2 separate regions of the Homo sapiens genome follow, and region 1 is linked to region 2. Evidence: read pairs that join two places in POLR2A ChIA-PET (ENCODE). Cell type or tissue: GM12878. All regions are shown on one strand. Links, peaks and the distances in the headings refer to the core of each region. The heading gives the core; the rest is flanking DNA. Region 1 has its middle 12 kb from the start of LINC01985. Region 2 holds the start of LOC101927995 (a long non-coding RNA gene).

Region 1 (9,481 bases), core at 612-8,611, 130 kb after region 2:
GGTGGGAGAAACAAATTAAGATGTTGCCATTACCACTCCCAGCTAGAACCACAAAGCAGAGACATTGCTAAGTATTTGTATTGCACAAAGAGTTATGCCTGACAGCAGTAAAATAGTAAGTTTTTATTAATGGGAGGGAGAAACTTGGTTATGCCCTTCATAAGAGTCTTAACTATGGGAAGAGTGATTGTGTATCCTTATGGAATGGAGAACAGTGGCCTCTGAGCACCTGCTTAGACCAGGTGACTAGTTCCTCATGACTCAATAGGTAAATGAGATGAACTTTGTGTAATCTTTCATGCATACCATTCATGTGATAATGTGGTAAATGGGTGGGGCTATCACCAGACAAATTTTGTTTTACATTCTAGTTTCATAGCTCATCAGCTGTTACAGCTTGGACAAGTTACTCACTTTTTGGAGACTCATTTATAAAACAGAGAGAGTACATACGTTGCAAAGTTGTTATGAAATTAAACACCACCTGGCACATAGTAGGAACTCAATAAATGAAAGTCATCATTCTCAGATTATTTCCTTCTACAGAAATAAAAACTAGAGGGGTGTGGGTGTTCAAGTGGGTATTGAAGTTGGAGTGGCAGAGAGACAGGGTTGGGGGAGAATATGTGCACTAGTGCTCAATTATTATTGTTCTGTTTAAACACCTATTACTTTATGAAATGCAACAATTTTTACATGAAACGTTATGATTATCTATACTTTAAAGAACCAGAGACCAAGAAATAGTTTGTTGTTTTTTTCTCTGTAGAGATCTGTTGATGAATATTAATGACACTCTTTACTCTCCTGCATACTTGCAAAGCTACAGGGAAACCAACTAATGCAAGTTCTAGGTTGAGGCAGTATCTGAGGTTCTTGTTGATCCCATTTCCCGTCCACCTAGCTCTTTCCAGAAAAGCCTATTCCAACATGGAAAACAGATGAAAATATCAGCTCCTTACTGAGCAGAATCAGTCCTGCCTCCTCCGGATTCTGGGGAATGGACTCAGGTCTTGGGTCTCTACATAAACCCCCAAATGCCAAGACATCTAGCTGTCTGCCCTTCAGTTATGATTCATCATAAGACTGACAGACATCCAGTCAATGTTTTTCTACAAATGACCCAGAATCTTCCTCATTCTTTCAGTAGGCAGATTCTACTTCCTTAGTGACTTTTTGTGGGTGTCATTTGAAAACTGGTATTTGTGCCATATGTCACACCAAAATTTCTCTGCTTGCCTGCATTGAGTATATATTTGCTGACAGTCTTGGGAGTTAAAGAAAAAAGGAATACCTGTTCTTAGGTAAAATGGCCCACTAGAACTCTGCTTTCATTCACCCCATTTTCTTTTCTTTTTTTTGATGGAGTCTTGCTCTGTCACCAGGCTGGAGTGCAGTGGTGCGATCTCTACTCACTGCAAGCTCCACCTGCCGGGTTCACGCCATTCTCCTGCTTCAGCCTCCCAAGTAGCTGACACTACAGGCGCCCACCACCACACCCGGCTAATTTTTTTTTTTGTATTTTTAGTAGAGACGGGGTTTCACCGTGTTAGCCAGGATGGTCTCGATCTCCTGACCTCGTGATCCGCCCACCTCGGCCTCCCCATGTCACCCCATTTTCTAAGCTCTTGAGTCCCTGATTCTGTGAATATAAACTATATTATACCTCTCTGATTCTAAAAATGTATATTAGAATATGAGACAGTGTTTGTCAACTATAGGATCTTCTGATACAGATGCTGATTCATTTGCTCTTTTTGTAATGGTTGCCATAATTACCCTAGTTTACGATAGCTTTATTATATAACAGCTTAGAAAAAAAAAGATTGTTTACTCTGGTCTCAGAACTATTCTCAGCAATTTTCATGGACTTACCTCGTTCGGTCCTCACAACTAAATCATGAGGTAGAAAACTGCTATTATACCTGTTTTACAGCTGATAAAGCTATAGTGTAGAGGTTTAAATCACTTGCTCAAAGTCAAACAGTAAAAAGGGGAGCTGACATTTGATCATGGGGCCAACTGATTCTGGCACATACATTCTTAGCACTTGTACCTTACAGAATGTCAATTGTGAGTGAATTCTATTAACTTTCTCTTCAAAGGCAAGAACACTCTCCAGCTCTAAACGTTTGAGACATACACTTTTTTCTTTTTCTTTTTTTTTTTTTTTGAGATGGAGTCTTGCTTTGTCACCCAGTCTGGAGTGTAGTGGTGTGATCTTGGCTCACTGCAATCTCCACCTCTTGGGTTCAAGCAATTCTGTCACCTCAGCCTCCCGAGTAGCTGGGATTACAGGCGCACGCCACCATGCCTGGTTAATTTTTGTATTTTTTTTAGTAGAGGCGGCCTTGTTGGCCAGGCTGGTCTCAAACTCCTGACCCAGACATACACTTTCTAAAAGTTAAATGAATTAAATTCCAGTCAAGTTTAGACATGTGGTATAATGGAACAGCTGAGCTATGTAAATAGAGTATTGTGAGTTACATTTCTTTGAATACCTACTGTATTAGTCTGTTAGCGCTGCCATAACAAAATATCAACTGGATGGCTTAAACAACAGAAATTTGCTTTCTTGTGGTTCTGGAGGTTAGAAGTCTGAGATCAGATGCTGGCAGAATGCATTTTTCCTGAGGCCTTTCTCCTTGGCTTACAGATTTTCCCCTTCTTGCTGTGCATTTGCATGGTGGCTCTCTGTGCATGTATATGTCTGTGTCCTAATCTCCTTTTCTTATAAGAATACAAGTCATATTAAATTAAGGCCCACGCTAACGATTCTATTTTAATTGGTTACCTTTCTAAAGACCCTGTCTCCAAATACAATCACATTCCAAGGCACTAGGGATTAGGACTTCAACATATTAATATTTGGGATCCACGATTTAGCCCATAATACCTACTAAATACTTGGCACTCTAAACATTTTGGAAAATTCCAAACATTTTGGAAAATAACTTACAAAGGTGAATGAATCAGGCTTACTTCCTCTCTGCAAGGGATCTACAAGTTTCTACATAACAATGTTATGGGGCATAAGGTGAGATTTGGCACTTAAGAAATACAGAATAAAGTTCAGTAGGTAGTCAGGAAAATGCGAGGTGACTTTCTGTTCGGAGAGTAGGTCAAAACATGCTTCATGGTAAATATAGCATTTGAGAAAGTTTCTACACAGGATTTGATCTGAGGTAAAAAAGGCAAACGTAGATAATTTTTGTCCATGATAGTCTAAATTCAAAGAAACAATGGGATATTACACTGCTTATTCATGTTTTTTGTTCTTTTTTTTTTTTTTTTGTCTTTCTATAACTATTCCCTCACCCCTTCTGATTGGAGGTCTGTTATTGGAGTTCAGAGTTTTAAAGGAAACACGGTAAGATGGGGGAAGATGGTTATTAGAGCTTAGGTGACTACAGTGGATGGATTCTTACTTAAATCTCTCATCCCACTTCACCCCTCTCCAAGCATTCCAAGTTGCGCCACCAGTCGTTTAACTGATAGAGGGAAATCTCACCTAGACCCAGGGAGGACCTTGAGTCATGAATAGGTCAAAAAAGTTAATAAATAGGCCTTTCAGTCATATCACACATTGTGCTTTTCAAAGTATTTTGCCATATTTGATTCTCCTGAAAATGACACTGTGAAAGAAATGTTTAATAATAATGTGGTGGTTTTTTTTGCACTACTTGCCTTATCAGATCAATTCTCCAGCCTTTTCTGTCTGCTTCTTTCCTCTGTGATTCAGTACTAAGGCCTGCATCACCCAGGCGCTCTTGTGCAACGGCTTCCTTCTGGGTTTTGTAGCATCTCTCTTCAAGATTATTCCCTTTCATAGATAAACTCCTAGACACGTACAACCTACCATGAATGAACCATGAAGAAATCCAAAATCTCACTAAATCAATAACAAGTAAAGAGATTGAAGCTATAATTTAAAGTTTTCCATCAAAGAAAAGCCCAGGATCTGAAGGATTCATTGACACATTCTACCAAACATTTAAAGAAGAACTAATACCAATTCTACTTAAATGCTTCAAAAATATTGAAGAAAAGAGAATACTTCCAAACTCATTCGATGAGGCCGGCATTACCCTGATACCAAAACCAGACAAGAACACAGCAAAAAAAGTAAACCACAAGCCAATATTACTGATGAACATAGATGCAAAAATCCTCAACAAAATACTAGTAAAGCAAATTCAGCAATACATTAAAAAGATCATTCACCACGGTCAGTGAGATTCATCCTGGGGATGCGAGGATGGTTCAACACATGCAAATCAATAAACACAATACATCACATTAATAGAATCAAGAACAAAATCAATGATTGTTTTAAGAGATGTCAAGAAAACATTTGATAAAATTCAATATTCCTTTTTGAAAAAAATGCTCATCCAAATGGATATAGAAGGAATATGCCTCCAAATAACAAAGGCCATATGTGACAAACCCATGGCTAACATCATACTGAATGGGCAAAAATTGAAGACCTTTTCTGTGGAACAATTCTGGAAAAAGACAAAGATGCCCACTTTTGCTGCTATTATTCAACATAATACTAGAAGTCCTGGTGAGAGCAATTAGGCAAGAGAAATAAAAAGAAGATACCCATGTTGGAAAGGAAGAAGTAAAATTAGCCTTGTTCTCAGACAACATGGTTTTATCCTTAGAAAAACCTCATGACTCCACCAAAAAAAAAAAAAAAAAACCACTGTAAGAACTGAACAGGACGCAAAATCAACATACAAAAATCAGTAACATTTATATACACCAAGAGCAAACAATTTGAGAAGCACATCAAGAAAGCAATTCCATTTAAAATAGCTATAAGAATATTCATATAAAATACCTAGGAAGCAATGTAACCAAAGAAGTGAAAGATTTATACATGGAAAACTAACACTAATGAAAGAATAGGACACTTGAAAAAATGAAAAGATATTATATGTTAATGGATTTAAACAATCAATACTGTTAAAATGGCAATACTACCCAAAACAATTTATAGATTCAGTGCAATCTCTATCAAAATACCAACGATAATCTTCACAAAAATAGAAAAAAGAATCTTAAAATTTATATAGAACCACAAAAGACCCCAAATATTGAAAGCGATCCTGAGGGGGAAAAAAAAAAGCTGGAGGCACCACACTACCTGACTTCAAAATTTACTACAAAGCAATTGTAACCAAAACAGCATGGTAGTGGCATTAAAAACAGACACAGAGCAATGGAACAAAATAGAAAACCCAGTTATAAATCCGTGCATTTACAACCAACTCATCTTCTACAATGGAGAAACAACAGTCTGTTCAATAAATGATGCTTTGAAAACTGTATAACTACATGCAGAAAAATGAAACTAGGTCCCTATCTCTTACCATACACAAAAATAAAATAAAAATGGATTATAGAATCTAAGACCTGAAACTATGAAACTACTAGAACAGAAAAAAAAAAAACAACATTGGGGAAATGCTTCAGGACATTGATGTAGGCAAAAATTTCTTTTGTGTAAGAATTCAAAAGCACAGGCAACCAAACCAAAAATAGACAGTTGGGATTATGTCCATATAAAAAGCCTCTGCACAGCAAAGGAAACAATCAACAAAGTGAAGAAACTACCCACAGAATGGGGGGACATATTTGCAAACCATCTATCTGGCAAAATATTAATAACAAGAATATATAAGGACCTCAAGCAAAAAAACACAAATAATCCAATTTAAAATGGGCAAAAGATCTAAACAGATATTTCTCAAAAGAAAAATACAAATGGTCAATAGGTATATAAAAAATACTCAGCATCACTAATCATCAGCGAAATGCAAATCAAAGCCACAATAAGGTATCATTTCACTCAAGTTAAAATGGCTTGTGTGAAAAAGACAGAGAGTAACAGATGCTGGCAAGGATGTGGAGAAATAGGAACCCTCATACAGTGTTGCTGGGAATGTAAATTAGTACGGCCACTATGGGGAACAGTATGAAGTCTCCTCAAAAAACTAAAAATAGAACTACCATATGGTCCAGCATCCCATTTCTGTGTACATAACCAAAAAAAAAAAAAAGAGGAAATTAATGTATCCCAAGGAGCTATCTACACTTCGATGTTTATTACAGCACTATTCACAATAGCCAAAATATGAAATCAATCTAAGCACCCATCAACAAATGAATGGATTAAAAACATGTGGTATATATACACAATGGAATATTTTTCAGCCATAAAAAATAATGAAATCCTGTCATTTGCAACAACCTGGGCAGAACTGGGGCCATTATGTTAAGTGAAATAAGCCAAGCACAGAAAGACAAACATCACACTCATGCGTGGATGCTAAAAACCTAGATCTCATGAAAATAGAGAGTAGATTGGTGGTTACCAGAGGCCTGGAAGAGGAGACGAGAGAGGTTAAGAGAAAAGGAAAATCCACTGACTAGACGTATTATCTTTTTTAAAAATTTTTTAAATTCTTTAATTTTTATTTCAATAGCTTTTGGGGTACAAACATTTTTTCACCTACATATAGAGGTGAATTCTGATATTTCATTGCACTTGACCACGAAGTAGAATACATCGTACCTAACGCAGTGTTTTTTATCCTTCTCCTCTCTCCCACTCTCCCCATTCTGAGTCTCTTAAGTTTATTATATCACTCTGTATGTCTTTGATTACTCATAGCTTAGCTTCTGCTTATAAGTGAGAACATACAGTTTTTGGTTTTCTGCTTCTGTGTTACTTCACATAGAATAATGGCCTCCAGCTCCATCTAAGTTGTGGCAAAAGACATTATTTTGTTCCTTTTAATGGCCAAGTAGTATTTCATGGTGTCTATCTATCTATATACATCTATATGATATCTATCATATATATATCTATCTATATACATATATATGGTATCTATCATATATGATATATCTATACATATATATGATATCTATCATATATGATATATCTATATACATATATATCATATATATCTATATACATATGTAATCTATCTATATACATATATATGATATACATATATATGAGATACATTTATACATATATATGTTATATATAATATCACATTTTCTTATCCACTCATTAGTCAATGGGCACTTAGGTTGGTTCCACATCTTTGTGATTGTGAATTGTCCTGCCATAAACATAAATTTGCAAGTGTCTTTTTCATAAAATGACTTCTTTCCCTTTGAGTGGATAGCCAGTAGTGGGATTGCTGAATCCAATGGTAGATCTACTTTTAACTCTTTAAGGAATCTCCATACTGTTTTCCAAATAGGGTATGCTAATACACATTCCCACCAGCAGTGTATAAATGTTTCCTTCTCCCCAAATTCACACCAACATCTATGTGTTTTGACTTTTTAATAATGGCTATTCTTACCAGTATAAGGTGGTATCTCATTGTGGTTTTAATTTGCATTTCCCTGATGATTAGTGATGTTGAGCATTTTTTCATTTGTTTATTGGCCATTTGTATATCTTTTTTTTAAGACAGAATCTTGCTCTGTCACCCAGGCTGGAGTGCAGTGGAGTGATCTCGGCTCACTGCGACCTCCGCCTCCTGGGTTCAAGCGATTCTCCTGCCTCAGCCTCCCGAGTAGTTGGGACTACAGGTGCATGCCACCATAGCAGGCTAATTTTTTGTATTTTTAGTAGAGATGGGGTTTCACCGTGTTAGCCAGGATGGCCTCTATCTCCTGATCTCATGACCCAACCGCCTCAGCCTCCCAAAGTGCTAGGATAACAGGTGTGAGCCACTGCACCTGGCTTTGTATATCTTCTTTTGAGAATTATCTATTCATGTCCTTTGCCCACTTTTTAATAGGATTATTTGGTATTTTTCTTGCTGATTTTTTTGAGTTCAGGCAGATATATTATCTTTAATTTAATTATTTATTATTGGATTTTGTAATGTTTTCCAATTTCATCATTAAAACCAATGCTGTAAGAAAAAAAGTTTTATTGCATTCCAGAAAATATAGAGCTGCTGCATTCTTTATAATAGCTCCCCAATTTTGCACTCTGTGCATTTTTTGTAACTTAAGAGTTAGTAATCTTCAAAAGAAGAATGACATACTGAAGACCCCTTGCCCCTGAGGTTTTCGCAGCAGGGAGGAATTACAGAAGTGGAACATAGATCTGTAGGCTAATATATTGTTCTTTGCATTCCTAATTTGTTAAGCAATCTTCTAGATCGCATTATATAATAGTAACCTTCTGCTATGACAAATAATACAACAATGTTCATACTGTTCGCTATTGTATGGATGTCATTTCTTACATAGAGAAGTATATTATTTCTAGAAATTGAGTCATCATGGGGTCAAACTGTATGTCATTTTTAACACAAAAAACAAGCTTCTGATTTTTCTCCATAAAAAGATCTAACCATTTACACTCCTATACAGCAATGTGAAAGAGGTGCGTAGAGTCAAACTATATAGTAAGAAAGATAAAAATTGTTACCTCGATGATTTTAATTTGAATTTATCTTATTACAAACAAAAATGCACATTTTATTATTATTTAAGAATCACTTGTATTTCATTCATCTCTAAACTATCAGTTTTTGTCTATTGGGTTTTCCTTTTTCTATTCATTCATAGAAATTTGGTTATGTGCTGCAAAAACACACACATTTACACAAACACGTATATTAAGTTTTTATTTGTGCTTTGAAAATAGTGTTTTGTGACCTGTAATGTTTTACATGTAGTTTAAGAGAATGCCATTCTTTTTTTGGGGGGTGGGGGACGGAGTTTCGCTCTTGTTGCCCAGGCTAGAGAGCAATGGCACGATCTCGGCTCACTGCAACCTCCACCTCCCAGGTTCAAGCTATTCTCCTGCCTCAGCCTCCCTAGTAGCTGGGATTATAGGAATGTGCCACCACACCCGGCTCATTTTTTTTGTATTTTTAGTAGAGACAGGGTTTCCCCATGTTGGTCAGTCTGGTCTCGAACTCCTGACCTCAGGTTATCTGCCCGCCTCGGCCTCCCAGAGTACTGGGATTACAAGCCTGAGCCACCACACCCGACCGAGAATGCCATTCTTATACACATTTATTGCATACAGTACATTACTGTGGTTAAATACATCCTTCCCTCCTATTTCCTTCCGCCCACCTCTTTCTTCATTCTTTCCACCAGCAAATATTGAAGAATGGCTAAATGACAAGCTTCCTCACTTCAAGTCTAGTCTCTTCTTTGCTATCTCAGATTGTGTAATACATCCTATTGCAACATTTCGGGAATGTGGAATGAGACAGCACCAAGAAAGATCCAGGCCGAGGTCTGCAAGAGCAGTATCTGAGAGCTTCAGCACAAATGCACTACAAAATAATAGGTAAAATCATTGGAAACCAAAGTCAAAGGAGGCAGTAATATGATTCATAAAGTAAAAATCTTCAAACATTTATTTCAATCTTTCTTCATTTACAAACAATTCTTCTCCCTCTCGTTCTCTGTCTCT
Region 2 (9,481 bases), core at 852-8,851:
TACCTTGAAGGGTCATTCCACTTTGAGTAGAAAATGAAGTAAACCACAAGTGAGAAGAGAACAAATATTTTAACATTTGAGCATTCGCTTTTGTGAAATTAAATAAAGCAGACTGATAGAACCACAGCCAAGGCATTTATCTTTTAGAAATGCTGAGGTATCCCTAAGCAAATAATCAGCCAGAAAAAGTAAACATTCATTTTCCTGCCATTCTGGGGTGTGATCCTGATTTCTTCAGTTCAGCATATTTATGAGCTGCCTTGCCCTCTTTCCTGCATTCTCCCAATTCTTCCGTCTTTGCAGGATGCTGTTCTTTCACACATGTTGTTTTTGCTTAATAAAGTAATAACCGACACAATCTGCCCTCTCTACAGAGTAATTATGTTAGCCTGTTGTTATTGATTTTGTTGCTAAGGTCTGAGAATCTGCTAATGTGCCACTGTGGGAGTGGTGGGAAGGTCGTAGGGGAAAGCGTGTTCTTATAATTTTCCCATAAACCAGATGTTTTCTTTAACTCTTACATCTTCAAAATATTTTCTCTTGAGAAAAAAAAAACAACAAGGACTAGAACGAGTTTAAGACACCAGCTCTTATTTTCTCAGCATACCACAAGCACATATAACTGAGTGTAAAGAATTTATTCTGTGGGCGCCTGTGTATCTGCTAATCATTTGATAAGCTACACGTATAATCAAGTAAAACCTGTTTCGTAAGTAAACTATATTCTTCCAATTTCCCAATGATTATGTTTCAATTACCATTGAAAACAATAAAACATTACCAAGGAAAGCATTACCACTGTAACATCATCCTGAATTTAGCAGGGTAAAACAATTTTTATTATCTCACAGATTTTATGGATCAAGAATCTGGAAAAGACTCAGCTGGGGCTGGCACCCAGGTTCAGCAGTTGTTACTCAGAATGTGTATATATGGCCTCCCTAGCAGGGCAGTTTCAGAGTCGTTAGATTTTCAGAGTGGTGGTGTCTCTCAGAGTGAGTATCCAAAGAAAATCAAGAGAATGTTGTGTGACTTTTATAGCTAGCTTCAGAAGTCATGTAACCTCATTTCCGCCATTCTCGGTTGCAGTGGTTCTCAACGAGGGGCAATTTTATTTTCCCATCTTCCCCCTTTGGGATGCATGGAACCACCCTCAAGAATGTTTGGCAGTATCTGAATACATTTTTAGTTTGTACAACTGAAGGTGGTGGGAGCTACTGGCATTTAGTAAGTCGAGCTCAATGATGCTGTTAAGTATTCTATAATGCACAATAAGAATTTTGTAGCCCAGTATGTCAATAGTGCTGAGGTTGAAAAACCCTGCTCCATTGGTTGAGGTAGTCATTGCCTGCCAGATTTAAGGGGAGGAAACATGGATTCTAATTCTGAAGGGAAAAGAGTCAGAAAAAATTGATGAACACTTAAAAACTGCCACGAAGTCCTGAATTTAACTTTTATCAAATTCAAACACCAAGTCTTCTATTAATTCAATTCCTAGGGGATACAATTATTTTTGTTTAATTTTTGATTTTTGTGGGTAGGTGTATATATTTATGAGGTATCTGAGATGTTTTGATACAGGCATGGAATGTGAAATAAGCACATCATGGACAATGGGGTATCCACCCCCTCAAGCATTTATCCTTTGAGTTACAAACAATCCAATTACACTCTTTAAGTTATTTAAAAAAGTTATTGACTATTGTGCTATCAAAGATTAGGTCTATTCATTCTTTCTAACTATTTTGTGTACCTTTTAAAATTGAGGTTCAAAAGGAAGTTGTAATGGTTTCAAAACAATTGAGATCAGGGATCTCTAAATGGGGCTTTGAGGCACCGGGAAACATACCCTTACCCTAACCTGCAAATGGGACTCTGAGAATGTAAATGCTTAGGTCAAGTTACCAACTAAATAACAAAGGCTAAGCCCAGATATCAGTTCTATAATTTGAGGTGCCCCCACCATTATTTTCTCTTGATCCTCAAGTTTCTTACTCTTTTTACTCATTTCAATATTGTCCAGCTGTAGATGAATTCTATTTTTAGAAGTTAGTGTGGTTACATTTAAACCTAATTTTCAAACTGACTTGCTTGAGATCCAAAGCACATTTTTAAGCGTCAGAGCTCTAGGAACAGAAAATAGCATCCCTGGGATGACAGGAAGGATGCCCTGTGCCTGGAGGAGGTCTCTCTCCAGGATTCAGCACACCGTGGAGCTGTGGGAAGTGTGTTATCTCTGTCATGAGAGAGAAAGGAGTGGCTGGCTCAGCAAGATTAGAGCCTCTCTCTGGATTGTTCCTCAGAACCAGAAGAACTGTGTGGAGTGGCAGCAACTGGAGGAAGCAGAATGTCCCCGAGCAAGGTGACTGGTTTTACTTAATGGAAAACTGAATGTTAAAGTAGCTAATAACACTAACTGCTTTCTTTTTAGTTGTTCTCATTTATTCTTTTCTAAAAATCTGTATTTCCATTCCTTTATTTTTTCTAACAGTCTCCTACTGTTCTCAAATACAACGTCTATTTTCTCCTTATCGCATGTCTTTAGTTGATGAAAGAGGGTAATACCCTGGCTTCATGCTCATATTTATCAAGCATTTCTGGAGCAGCTCCTACATTCCAAACTCTAAATTGAGTGTTGAAAGGTGGGACAGTGAACAAAACAGACCCAAACTTGATGGCAGAACCCATGGACTAGCCTGCCCCACAGGGTCTGGTGGAAGATATGCTCCACTGAACTGACAAAAATACACAACTATATGACTTACAAATGAGCAAACAACCTATCCATGCTTGGAGAGTCCAGAAGCCTTCCTGGAGTTGGTGACATCGAAGTGGAGAGTGACAGATGAAAATGGCGTGAAGCAAACAAGGGAAGGGTTTTCCAAGCCAAGAAAGCAGAGTGAATGAAGTCAGGTTCAACCATGTTGGCTTTTTTGTTTATTATTGTCTACCTGCTTGTGTATGGCTTTAAGATGGTAGATACAAATTCTTAAATCTTTGTACAAAAGGGGCAAGGAAGTTGGAATGAGCCGTTGGGTATTAGCTGTGTAAATCTCTATTTTTCCTTCTGCATGTGGCCACATGCTACTTCAATGTTATGTTCTTTTCTCATTTTTTTGCACTATTTACACACAGAAAAAAATCATTTTGGCCAACAATGTTTATTTAAGATCAACTTGATACTCACTGATGCTCTAATATGTGCCTTTAACAAAAGCCTCCTGAAGCAAAACTCACGCAGTAAACCGTCTTTGTTATCTATCACTTCTAGATCCAAGAAGTGTCATCAGTGCATCAAAGCCAGGAAGCAGATAGAAAATCAGGTTTAGAAATCCAAGATCAAGACAGTGACAGGTCAAGTTCAGGAGAGGTGGAGGAGTCAGAGAGCAGGAGCATAATTAGAGCATAATTGAAACCCAAGGTGACCTCTGCCTTAAACAGGATTTGAGGACAGCCCCTGTAATTGGATTCAGGGGTCTACACAACTCTAAGTTTACGAGAAACCTCATAGAGTGAACCTTGGGAATACAGGAACCCCAACATATATTCACTCATGTGTGCACCCCCCAAAAAGCACAAGAATATTTACAGGAACACTATAAAATCCCCATATGGGAAACAGTAGAATGGGTAAATTGTGGGTTTTTTACACAGTGAAATACAATTCTGCAATGTGAATAGACTTACAACACAACTACATTTGAAAATGACACTGAATCTTACAAATATAATGATATGGGGAGGGAACCACACATAAAAGGCACATATTTTTATGAATTGTGCCTTTTGGTCTCATTTTTATGAAGTTTAAGAACAAGCAAAAGTAATTTAGGGTATTAGAAGTTCTGACAGCTGTTTCCCTTGTACAGGGCAAATGGGTAGTGTCTGGAGGGAACACAGGAGTGGCAGGGATTCTGGAGTGCGAATAATCTGGTTTTTGATCTGGGTGCTGTTTATAACAGTATGTTCAACTTGTGGAAATGCAATAAGTAATACACTTAATTTTGTACTTTTGTATATAATGCTATACTTTAGTTAAGGTTTGGGGAGAAAATAGGAATATAGATAGACCTCTGGGATGACTGGGGATGTTGAAAAATACACTTTGAAAATTGTTTGAAAAATACTGACCTAAAAATTCATCAAACTGTGTTCAGCAACTTTAAATGACTGCGAAGAAAATTTGGGTAACCTGTTGAGAAGAATCAGGACTCTGAGCTTTCATTAGCTGAACTCTGTTTAACTCCACTTAGAGCCTACATGCCCACTCAAGTTTTTCAGGGGATAAGTCCTTGTTGCTTGCTACAACTACTTACTAGTCACCATCATTTGGCTGATCATTTGCATCTCACATAGATAACTTTTTTTTTCCTGAGGAATGGTTCGTCACATCTGTGGATAGCAACAAATCATACATGAACAAATTTTACTTTATGTTAATTGTAAGAGACAGTTTTACTGGATTCTGTGAAATAAACCAGTATATGGGTTTAACTGTCTAACTACTTATATAAACATTTCATCATCTAGGTACGTATCTGTCCCTCTTCTAACATTTATTAAAAATGTTTAAGTTCCCTGTTAATGAGCACTGAGTTTTAATTTGTGCTCAAGATCACTTTGTCTAATAACATTTACCTTAGCGGGATATTACTGGTGTAATCAATTAAATATTTTCTAAATAATGGGAATTACAAGCACACAAACATCTACTGGGCAAGATGGGTGAAGAGTAAAGGCAGTAGTGAGAAACAAGTGTAAGCCAGTTAATTCAGTTTCAGCTTGTAAGTTTTCAGTGTTTAGATTTAAAACCAAAAAATCCAAAATCTGAATTACCTAATTTTCTGATTAAATTTAGAAAATTAAAATTGTCAATGAACTTAAAAATTTTTAACTTTGTATAAGCCTAACAAACCATATCTATAGGCAGGATTCAGTTCACACATTGTCAGTCTGAGCCTTCCACAAGCATGATTTTAATCACTCTTCACAAATGTCCTATGAGGTGGGCATTGTACAGAGAAGGAAACCGAGGCGCATAGAAAGTGTAGCGTATTGGTCAAGTTCACACAGCTAAGAAGAGCCAAGCTAGAGTAAAGTCCAAGTCTAATTATCAAAATTACTATTCATTTCCCCAATGAGAAAAAAGCCTCACTGCATATCACTATGCTGGGATTAACAATCAAATTATGGTTTTTTACTTACAGGTATGATGGGAAAAAAGATGGAGGAAATATTTGCATTATTTGCTAAGGAATTTTTTCTTTTGGAAATTGGCTTAAAATTCTGTACTACAGAGAGTATATACCACTCAGTATTGGATTCATCTTTCTTTTTCTGGCAATAATATTCATTATAAGACACAAGAAATAAACCAATCACCTTATCTTAGACTATCCAAAGACTACAAAGGGACTTGTCTTAAAATTACATGTGTGGATGGCAACAACTCATACATTTCCAAATTTTAGTTTATGTTAATTGTAAGAGTTGGTTTTACTGGATTTTGTGAAATAAACCAGTATTTGGGTTTAACTGTCTAACTACTTACATAAACATTTCATCATCTAGGTACATATCTGTGCCTCTCCTATCGTTTAGTAAAAATGTTTAAATTCCCTGTTAATGTCTTCTAATGGAATGGATCTATGGAGGGTGAGGATTCCACCTTTTTGGTTTTGATTGCAGCAAGCTTTTTGAATGTTTATCTTCAGTATATTTTTCCAGATAATTAATTAATTCAATTTCAGTGAGACCATCCATGCTTATATCTATTTTGTTGTAATCCTTTCTCTTTTTTGACAAACGAATAAAAAAAACTTATTAGGAGAACAAAAACATAGAATTGCTAGGAACTGTTCATGTATGTCCCAAACTGATATTAAAATAGATTTTGGCTTTGAAAAAATGTAAAACTATTTGTAAATACAAGTAAGCAGGGTTGATGGATTACATGTGAGAAGAAAAGATGGTCAATTTATTTCAAAATTATTTTTTAAGTTTTTATTTTCTCTCTAAATGGAAGGGAGTAAGCCACACCTGGGGTGTTTCACCTTCTGTATTGCAGAACCAGGACCAGGCTTTGATTGCCTCTAAATAACATGAGGGTTTGTTTTGTTTTGTTTAACATGAAATGCTCATTTGTGGCTGTAAATACTTCAGTTATAACTTTGCATTTGTTAGGCTATTTGGTTAACGCGTATAAAAAAGCAGGATATATATTAACATCATTATCCAGATGTTCAGTATACAGCAAATTGCATGGAATTGTGTTGACTGTGAATTAATTTTCAAATCTTACTAGCCAGTGAAATGTTGTTTAGTCCTTTCTTTTGGTTTACTTCTTATTCTGTTCAACTTTTCATAAGTACTTTCATAAAGACCTTGCCGCATACACTATTTTTCATCCCAGGATGATGCCTCAGGCCTTGACATCAAACCAAGAATGTTAATTATGTTCCTTTCAAACTGTTTACTGCATGTATTGGCTTAGACTTGAGCATAAACATATTTATTAAGAGTATGGCTTCACCTTTTATTCTAGACATTCTATAGTTTCATGGAATATCAGGCACTTAAAAGAGAAAAAAATAAGCACATCATGGAGAATGGGGTATCCATCCCTTCAAGCATTTATGCTTTGAGTTACAAACAGTCCAATTATATCCTTTAAGTTATTTAAAAATATACAATTAAGTTATTATTGATAATAACTTATAGCATAATATTATAGTCACCATATCATGCTATAAAATAGTATGTCTTATTCATTCTTTCTATTTTTTTTTGGTACCCATTAACCATCCCCACCTCCCCCTCAACCCCCAGCTACCCATCCCAGCCTCTGGTTACCATTTTTCTACTCTCTGTCTCCACAAGTTCAATTGTTTTAAATTTTAGCTCCCACAAATAAGTGAGAACGTGCAAAGTTTATCTTTCTGTGCCTGCCTTATTTCACCTAACATAATTATCTTCAGTTCTATCCATGTTGTTTCAAATGACAGGATCCCATTCTTTTTATGGCTGAATAGTAATCCATTACGTATGTGTACCACATTTTCTTTACCCATTCATCTGTTGATGGACACTTAGGTTGCTTCCAAATCTTGATTACTGTAAATAGTGCTGTGCTTATGGGGTATCACTCAAGAAATCTTTGCCCAGAACAATGTCCTGGAGATTTTCTCCCAAAGTTTTCTTGTAGTAGTTTCACAGATTGAAGACTTAGATTTAAGTCTTCAGTCAATTTTGATTTTATTTTTGTATATGGTGAGAGATAGGATCCAGTTTCATTATTCTGCATATGGCTATCCAGTTTTCCCAGCAACTGGGAAAGACTATCTTTATTGAAAAGACTATCTTTCCCTCAGTGTATGTTCTTGGCAACTTTGTGGAAAATGAGTTCACTATAGATATATGAATTTGTTTCTGGGTTCTCTATTCTGTTTCATTGGTCAATATGTCTGTTTTTATGCCAGTAACATGATGTTTTGGTTACTATTCTTCTGTAGTACAACTTGAAGTCAGGTAATGCGATTCCTCTAGTTTTATTCTTTCTCCTCAGGATAGCTTTGGCTATTCTGGGTCTTTTTTGGTTCCATATAAATTTTAGCATTGTTATTTCTATTTCTGTGAAGAATGCCATTGGTATTTTCATAGAGATTGCATTGAATCTGTAGATTTCTTTGGGTAGTATGGACATTTTAACAATATTCATTCTTTCAATTCATGAACATGGAATATTTTTCTCTTTTTTTCTGTGTCCTCTTCAATTTCTTTCATCAATGTTTTATAGTTGCCATTGTAGAGATTTTTCACTTCTTTGGTTAAGTTAATTCCTATGTATTTTATTTTATTTGTAACTATCATAAATGGGATTACTGTTCAGATTCTTTGCTGTTGGCATATAGAAATGCTATTGATTTTGTATGTTAATTTTGTATTCTATAACTTTTGAACTTAGGAATTCTAATAGTTTTCTTGTGGAGTCTGCAGGTTTTTCAAAATATAAGATCATATCATCTGCAAACAAAGATAATTTGAGTTCTTCCTTTCAAATTTGAATATTTTTTATTTCTTTCTCTCTCCTGATTGCTCTAGCTAGGACTTCCAATATTATGTTAAATAACAGTGGTGACAGTGAGAATCCCTGTCATACTCCAGATCTTAGAGGAAAGGCTTTCAGTTTTTCCTCATTAGTATGATACCAGCTATGGGTTTGTCATATATGACTTTTATTATGTTGAGGTATGTTCCTTCTATCCCCAGTTTTTTAAAGGCTTTTTACCATGAAGGGATGTTGAATTTTATCAAATGCTTTTTCGGTATCAACTGAAATGATCATATGTTTTTTGCCCTCCATTCTGTTGATACAATGTATCACATTGATTGATTTGTGTATGTTGAACCATTCTTGCATCCCTGGGTTAATCTCACTTGCCCATGGTGAATGATCTTTTTAATGTGCTGTTGAAGTCAGTTTGCTAGTATTTTGTTGAGGACTTTTTCATCAACATTAATCAGTGATATTGGCCTGTAGTTTTCTCCTTTTTTGATGTGTCTTTGTCACATTTTGGTATCAGGGTAATGTAGCCTCATAGAATGAGGTTGGAAGTATTCCGTCCTCATCTATTTTTTGAAATAGTTTGAGTAGGATTGGTATATATTTATTCTTTAAATGCTCAGTAGAATTCAGCAGAGAAGCCATAGGGTCCTGGGCTTTTCTTTACTTGGAGACTTTTTATGATGCTTCAATCTCATTACTTGTTATTGGTCTATTCAGGGTTTCAATTTCTTCATGGTTCAATCTTGGTAGGTTTTATATGTCTAGGAATTTGTCAATTTTTTCTAGATTTTCCAATGTATTGGCTTAAAGTAGCCAGTAATAATCCTTTGAATTTCTTTGGTATCAATTGTAATGTTTCCTTTTTCATCTCTAATTTTATTTATTTGAGTCTTCTCCCTTTTTTTCTTAGTTACTTAGGCTAGAAGTTTGTCAATTTTGCTTATCTTTTTTTAAAAAAACTTTGTTTTGTTGATATTTTATATTGTTTTCTTCATTTCAATTTCATTTGTCTTTATTATTTCTGTGATGTTTATTATTTCTTTTCTTCTAATTTGGGGTTTGGTTTGCTCTTACTTTTCTAATTCTTTAAGATGCATCATTAGGTTATTTATTCGAAGTTTTTCTTCTTTTTTGACATGGGTGCTTATAATTATAAACTTCCCTCTTAGTACTGCTTTTGCTGTATTCTACAGGTTTTGGAATCTTGTGTTTTCGCTATCATTTGTTTCAAAAAATTTTTCAATTTCCTTCTTAATTTCTTCATTGACCTACTGGTCATTCAGGAATATAATGTTTAATTTCCATATGTTTGTAATATAGTTTCCAAATTTCCTCTTGTTATTAATATCTAGTTTTATCCCATTGTGATCAGAGAAGATATTTGAAATTATTTTAATTTTTTTAATGTTTTAAGAC

What was found. Peaks named below come from ENCODE experiments on the same cell type or tissue, not always from the same donor. Only the 100,000 strongest peaks of a DNase experiment are listed, where the experiment ranks them.
Region 1: POLR2A ChIA-PET joins it to region 2 with 13 read pairs; 4 of 35 experiments call an interaction of 5 or more read pairs at or near these places.

What each region holds. Positions count from the first base shown.
Region 1 is chr3:30,502,578-30,512,058 of GRCh38, forward strand. No RefSeq gene overlaps it. Among named protein-coding and RNA genes, the nearest start is that of LINC01985, 12 kb to the right of the region's middle. In GM12878, for the core only: no CTCF peak of the experiment used is centred there; a DNase peak (open chromatin) is centred at 1,107.
Region 2 is chr3:30,370,796-30,380,276 of GRCh38, forward strand. LOC101927995 (a long non-coding RNA gene) reads left to right here and starts at 2,302. Exons shown (of 5, transcript XR_007095856.1): 1 at 2,302-2,362. In GM12878, for the core only: no CTCF peak of the experiment used is centred there; no DNase peak of the experiment used is centred there.